Linked DNA regions of Homo sapiens: all the other regions are linked to region 3. A link is a loop called in an ENCODE intact Hi-C map of the cell type or tissue named here. Cell type or tissue: natural killer cell. All regions are shown on one strand.

The links. Hi-C counts contacts between places; a loop is a spot of excess contacts. Peaks named below come from ENCODE experiments on the same cell type or tissue, not always from the same donor. Only the 100,000 strongest peaks of a DNase experiment are listed, where the experiment ranks them.
Region 1: a loop joins it to region 3, with 4 times the contacts of the local background. A loop is called at or near these places in 1 of 110 quality-filtered maps.
Region 2: a loop joins it to region 3, with 3 times the contacts of the local background. A loop is called at or near these places in 1 of 110 quality-filtered maps.

Annotation. Positions count from the first base shown.
Region 1 is chrX:124,265,950-124,268,449 of GRCh38, reverse strand. No RefSeq gene overlaps it. Among named protein-coding and RNA genes, the nearest start is that of TEX13D, 65 kb to the left of the region's middle. In natural killer cell, no CTCF peak of the experiment used is centred here; no DNase peak of the experiment used is centred here.
Region 2 is chrX:124,062,915-124,065,414 of GRCh38, reverse strand. STAG2 (STAG2 cohesin complex component) reads right to left here. Exons shown (of 35, transcript NM_001042750.2): 18 at 2,421-2,500; 19 at 2,210-2,299; 20 at 1,364-1,567. Among named protein-coding and RNA genes, the nearest start is that of STAG2, 100 kb to the right of the region's middle. In natural killer cell, no CTCF peak of the experiment used is centred here; a DNase peak (open chromatin) is centred at 1,204; H3K27ac peaks cover 741 bases.
Region 3 is chrX:124,338,344-124,340,843 of GRCh38, reverse strand. No RefSeq gene overlaps it. Among named protein-coding and RNA genes, the nearest start is that of TEX13D, 6.9 kb to the right of the region's middle. In natural killer cell, no CTCF peak of the experiment used is centred here; a DNase peak (open chromatin) is centred at 1,553; H3K27ac peaks cover 758 bases.

The sequences.
Region 1 (2,500 bases), 72 kb after region 3:
GAAATGAAAATGCTACCTGTACTCCCAAGCCCTTCAAGTTTCACATCAAACTTTAGAATCACTAAAGAGACAATTCTCCTCTTTCACTTATATCATTTGTTCTTGTGTGAATCAGCAGATGTGTGGAGAGGTCAGTGAGCATGACAAATCTTGGCAGACTCTGTTCTGTGGCTACACCCACCATGAAAAAGAAAAATTATGACAGTCCTGCATTGCACTCTGTTCTTCTCACTCATTCATTTATTGAACAAATAGCTCCTGATCACCTGGAATGCCCCAGACACCATGCTAAGCATTGGGTATATGCAACAGCTGAATGAGGCAGACATAATCCCTACATCAAGGTTATATCCTACTAGGGAGGGAAGAGAGGAAAAACAAGTAAATAAACTAGATCACTTCAGATACTTAAGTTAGATAAGTTACTGTGAAAGAAATTAAAGGAATTCAATATGGACAGTGACTGAGCTTGGGGAGGGGGTGGATACGTTAGATAGGATGGTCAAGGTAGACCTCTTTGAAGAAGTGACATATAGGCTGAGGCATGAAGAATGAGGAGTTAAACACACCAAGAGCCAAGTGAAGAGCAACTCAGACAGAACCCAGACTACAATGCTTGTTCCTAGAGCCAGCAATAGGACCAATGTTGATATGGCTGAGTGAAAGCATCCAGTAACACACAAGATGTCAGTCTCCATCCTATGTTTGCTTCCACGCGCTTTCCACTGAGGAATAGCAACCTACAGGCTGAAATGAAGGAAATAGTGCTGAAAATAGGTCATGAACAAACAGAGAAGCAAATGGCATTTGACCAGTACTGCCATTTAATGTAAGAGAGAAAACAGATGAGGCAGTGGCTGGAAAGCAGCACTTTCATCACATATAACCTTTATTTTCAAGGAGGTTCTTTCCTGTAAGTTCTTTTCACCTAAAAACCTGCTGTGAGCCAGATGTGGTGGCCTCACGCCTGCAATCCCAGCACTTTGGGAGGTCGAGAAGGGTGGATCACTTCAGGTCAGGAGTTCAAGACCAGCCTGACCAACATGGTGAAACCCCATCTCTACTAAAAATACAAAAATTAGCCAGGTGTGGTGGCGCTTACTTGTAGTCCCAGCTACTTGGGCAGCTGAGGCAGGAGAATCGTTTGAACCTGGGAGGTGGAGGTTGCAGTGAGCCGAGATCACGCCACTGCACTCCAGCCTGGGCAACAAAGTGAGACTCTGTTTAAAAACAACAACAACAACAAAAAAGAAAACCTATTGTGATTTTTCAGATTCCCTTTCCCTGGTTTGTTCCTTGAGGAAACTATGCAGCAGTGTTTTTTGGACTCAGCACACAGACCAGATGATTTGGCTCTGCAGAGTGGAATGAAAATGATTCTCAACATTTAAGGACCTTTCCCTCCCTATAGTGGGTAGCAATAACAGCAACAGCAATTGGTTTGAGTTTTTTTACACTTATTTTTAAATGACTCCCATATTACCTTCTTTCTGAGGTGATGGAATAACTGTTTTCTCATAGTTTGGTGTGGTTTACTATGAGGTTGCTAAAAGTGAAGAAGGTGTCCAACTGAAAACTTGAGTGTCAAATACCACAAGTAAGAGATGCAGACTAACTAATGTAGGTTGTCTCGGAGTGATATTTACAAAATGTAACACAGTGAATGTAGGCAAGATATGGAAAAGAAGATAAACTAAGATTTAGTGTTTTCATTATTTATGAAAATTGTATAAAGTTACTTTAGCTTTCAGATAAGAGGAAAAGGTGTTATTACTGCCAAAAAGTGCTTTTAAAGAAGTTTCTAATAGAAAGGGACAGATTGAGGTCTCTTTGGGAGCCTGGCTAGGTGTTTTCCAAGAATCTTTCAGAGTAGCAACAACCCAGTGAACTTTCCATTGTGTGACCTTCAGCCTTATGGTCCCAGGAGCCTTACTTTGACAGCATACCCAGAGTAAATTCAATTCTCCAGAAGTCTCACTGTTCATTCAACAGTGTCCTTTAAAATACTGCTATATGCCAAATTCTGTGTTCTGGACACTGAGATATAATAGTGAGCAATAAAGATATTAACAAGTCCCTTCTGATGGGCACATTCTTGCTTCAATTAGGTTAATACATCAACAACCTAAATATCTGTAATTATATGGGTGTGTGAGGTCACACAAAACTTTAATGACCAAATCTGAGCATTCATCCCACTTAACTGCAGAAAATCTAGTCTTTTATCAAGTTCTCCTCCCTATGAATTTTTGAGAGTCCCTAAAGGACACTTAGAAAGTCCTTACATCCATCCTAGTTATCCAGCGCAGTAGGTACTCAGTAAATGATTATTATATGCACAGATTAATTTCGATAATCCATGGCTATTTAGGTTTAAAAAGCACCTTCATGGTTCTTTCATCTTAATCATTTACTATGTGCTCTGCACAATACATGGCACAATGGGAAATAAGAAATAAGACCCTCTCCCTGCCCTCAGGTGGGTCAAATCTTTTACACA
Region 2 (2,500 bases), 280 kb after region 3:
TGGATATCAACATCTATTAATATACTTTTCAACTTAGGGTAACTTAACTTTCGAAAAATTTTACCAGTCTTACTACAGGAAACATAAAATTGCTTACACATTACTCAATCTACTGTGTTGAACTCTAGTTCTCTCAAAAAAGCACTTGTTTTTAAACTATAACTCTTCTACAAAGTAATTAAATTTAATTAAACCATTGCTTGATTTTAATTTGTCCTAATCAAAATTATATTCAGCCAAGAGTAGAGCTATTAAAATTTTTAACTAAGAATGTAATCATCGTACATCAACATATTTGCACAAACCTCCAATTAGTAAAACTTAATAAGCCCGGAATAACAATATACACCAAATAAAAGTTAAATGAGTAATTAATAAAACAAGAAAACTAGAAATCACAAAGTCCATATGATCTTACAGCATTAATGATAAAAGTGATGTGGAAAAGGCTAATGGCATTAATTTGACAATTATGAATTTTTATTTTAATCAAAAAAACTGAATGTAAATATATATTTCTGGAAAAAATAACAATCACAACAAAAATACAAGTGTATTTAAGTACTATGCACTAAGCCTCTTTGGAAATACAAGAGAAAACACAGGAAACTCCAACAGTAGCAGCGGCTATAATAATAATAACTTATTAAAGTTTTATAATATCAAAACCCAGACTGGATGTGTGGCTCACGCCTGTAATCCCAGCACTTTGCAAGGCCGAGGTGAGTGGATCACCTGAGGTCAGGAATTCGAGACCAGCCTGGCCAATGTGGTGAAACCCCATCTCTACTAAAAATACAAAAATTAGCCTGGTACAGTGGCACACGCCTATAGTCCCAGCTACTCAGAAGACTGAGGCCGGAGAATCGCTTGAACCTGGGAGGCAGAAGCTGCAGTGAGCCGAGATCGTACCACTGCGCTCCAGCCTGGGCAACAGAGAAAGACTCCGTCTCCAAAAAAAAAAAAAAAACATAATGTCCTTCCCTAACCTACACTGCCAAAACACTTAGAAATACTCTACTTTTTTTAGGCTACCTAGTCTAAATCTAGCTCTCCTTTTCTGTTCCATTAACACCCTATTCCTTAACAGCCCTGGTTCAATAAAAACCAGGTAACTGTTCAGATCATTTCTCAAAACAAAAAAGATGTTAGTTTTGCTTTCACCTTCTCTGAGTCACAGATTCTTACCACTTTCCTATTTTGGTGGAGGAGTAGCCTGATGAGTCATAGAATGAAAAGCCTGAACATCTTTTCAAAATACTGCTAGGGACTATCACCAAGACTTAACACTTGGGTGACTAATTAGCTTACTGCAGTAGAGGGGCTCAACTGACAAAATACTTGTAATAGTTATAATATATACCTCTTGCAGAAAATCTTCAAGAAGCCGGTTAAATTTATCTGCCAATTCATCTATCAGTTGACTTCTTGAAATATCTACTCTGTTGAAGATTGTGAACTCTTCATTACAGAGTGCATGGTAAGTTTTAGAACATGCTTCCAAAACATCTGTATCTGTGTGCTTCTCTACAATATTCCGGATCTGTCGCAATAAGGCATCCAAATGCTGCAAAATAATAATATTTTTCATCAAAACTAAGGCATATATGATAGGTATAAAGTGACTACATGACCATACCACCATGGAAAAAATTTTCAAATACAGTAAGTCTACAACACAGAGCGTACATTTTAAGGTGCTTTTCTAATCATGATAAATAAATACACTGATCCATCCATACTTTTTCCTCAACTTTAAGGGAGATATTACCTACCTCATAGGGCTATGGTGAGAATGCTAACATATACTAAGAGCTTACATTAATCCACAGAACATAGCAAAAGTGTTCAATAAATATTAGTTGATTTTGTCTTATAATTGTTATTATCGTCTATGGCCATACCACCCTGAATGAGCCCAATCTCATCTAATTGTTATTATCTAGTTATCCACCCCCAGTCTCTATAAATGATCAGTGACATAGTCATATAATAGCTAAGAATGAAGGTACAGTTGTGGGCATGAAGCAAAGGGAAGCATCATTACCGCCATTCTGTAAGTCAAACTAAAGTACAGAAGACCTAAGCTATAGGTTTCCTTTCTTAAAATACGTTCCAAAAAAACATTTTAAGAAATATAAACAAACGCTATGATATAATGAACTGAATAATTTTTCTTAAAGGTTTTTTTTACACAAAATAATCTTACCTTTTCTAATCGTCCAGTGGTATATATTTCCAAATCAAAGTACTGAGGCAACTGCAACAAGTTAGTCACCTTTTCTGCATCTACAGAGTACTGTGAAATATAAAGATCACGTTAAAAATATCACAATAAGAAAGCATTATAATATTCTGTGAGGCATTTAGGGAAAAAAAACTCATTTCTTAGTAACACTATGATATTGACACAAACTTACTTTTGCTAATAACTGAGGAAGGGCCACGGCAAAAAGCTCAGTGATTTTTGTCCTATCATCCAACTGTGTCTTCTTCTCCT
Region 3 (2,500 bases):
TAAAGGTATGAAATTTTCAATACTTGTCCAATCTTTTTCCTTCCTAGAACCAACATGGTTCACTGAAACTATCAAAATAAACATATATATCAAGCAAAAAATAAATGAGATTAAATCTCCTGTAACTTTTACTTACAGACAAAATCCTCAGATAGCTCATTGTCATCATTTTATAAACACTGGGGTATGGTTTAATGCTGCCTACCACAAAAGTAATCGTAGGTTTCTGCCTTGTGTTAAATTATTTTTATAATGTAGTGCAGAATAAAGAGTAAAATCTAAAATAGCAGATATAGACACAAGCAACAAAGTGCTGGAAAATGTCTCAAGTGAAGCTGTAATACCACATATTATTTTGAAGTAAAACAAAGCCAATTTTCCTAGCAACCTTTTTGTAGACTGCAGACACAATTCGGAACCATCTGGCTATCATGGAAGCTTTGGAACCCAAAATGGTATATACTGCACTTCTCTAAAATCCTTTAGCACTCACTGGCATTTAACATGTATTAAAACTACTAGCTTTCTACAGAGGTTGTTCCTGAAATTGTGTTCCCAAGGTTCATAGAATTTTAAGAAGGTAATATTGATTTTGAGGTATTGTCAATTTTACAAAGAGCCTAGTAAAATGGTCCATTTGCTGGGATTAGGCTGCATGTAATAATAATAATAATAATAGTAATAATAATAATAATGGAATTCATTGAATCCTCACCAAAATCCTAAATGAAAAATGGCAAGTGGCTGCTTTTAGGTTAGAATTATATTTGGTAAGAATTTGTATGAGAGAACTTTATAGTTATATAGGTTTCCTTAATTTTAAATGAACAAGCAATCTTTTATTAATTGATGTCATTTGACATGCATACAGAATATTTTAAAAGCTGGCATCTACAAGCAAAAAAATATGATGGAACAATTGATGAAAAGACTGCGAACTGTTTGGTGCATATTTACCTTATTTCTTCTAATAGAATACAAGGTCACTGAGGGTAATAACGATCACTTCCACAGAGTGAAGCATATTGCCCAGCTTATAACAATCCTGCCTTGAATGAATGCTGTTTACTTGATGTGTAAAGTAATAAAATAAGCTAGAGATTTCTAGTGGCATTGCTTACCTTTAAAATTATCACTCAGGATGATATGGTGCTTTTCCACAATTGCTTTATGCCCCAGAGAAGTTAGCCTAGACGGACCAGGATCTGACCTAGTAGAGTAATTCTTAAGTCCATTGAAGAGAGTGCCTCCAACAGTGAACCAAATAGGGAGTTGTGCTCAAAAAATTGTGCTAGGTCTCCTGGGATTATTAATACCCAGTGCAGCAACACTTACTATGTCTATTTCACTATTTCTGAACCCTTTTCTTAAACACCAAAGAATAAACAGTATAGAGAATGAGAAAAATCTGTTCAACAGCAACCTCATAAGGTCACAGGCTAGGGCTGTTGAGTATCATTAAGTGTATGTGAGTTTTAGTGCCAGTGGATGCACTGACTCTATCACATGCTAGAAGTGAAGAAACCACTGAAGAGTGTTGTGCAGCACCTGTACCACATAAGAAGCAGCCGCTACCATTCCGTGTTGAGTCTTTACAAAGCATGTGATAAGGAAGTTATGTGTTTCTTTGCCATTCTGTTGTAGATTTAGCACCATAATGTAAAAAACATCCCCGTTTGGCAACATGAGCCTGAAGTTTTCAAAATCTAATTTTCCCCTCCTTCCTCACTGGAAAAAAAAAAAAATATATATATATATATACTGTATATTGGACTTATACAGCTGCCACCTTATTCACTTAAAACAAAAACTGAATAATTCAGACAGACTTTAGGTAAGCAGTCAAGATGTGTCCTATCTTAATACTAAACTCAGATATAAACTTTTCGTAAGTCCAGTCTGCTGAATCAGCACAAGTCATGCCCACTGCCTAAATCATTGCCCTTATTTTGCAGTCTTGGTGACTAAGACAATAAATGGCCCTACTCAGTGGCAGCCTGGGTTATCGATCACATATCCCAAAATTTGGAATTTTTTTTTTTTATGAGACTGAGTCTTGCTCTGTTACCCAGGCCAGAGTGCGGTAGCATGATCTCAGCTCACTGCAACCTCCAGCTCCCGGGTTCCAGCAATTCTCCTCTCTCAGCCTCCTGAGTAGCTGGGACTAAAGGCACATGCCACTACACCCGGCTAATTTTTCTATTTTTAGTAGAGACGGGGTTTCACCATATTGGTCAGGCTGGTCTCGAACTCCTGACCTCAGGTGATCTGCCCACCTTGGCCTCCCAAAGTGCTGGGATTATAGGCTTGAGCTACCACACCCAGGCAAAATTTGAGATATTCTAAAAGAGCAGCTCCACAACCACCAGACTGCCACTATACCTCAAATTCCCTCCATCACAGTCATTTCTTTGGGTTTAGGTATTATGATCCCTGTTAAAATGCACATGTATCCCTCAGTAAGGGTAAAACCTTAGGTGGTGTGATATGATGGAGAGTA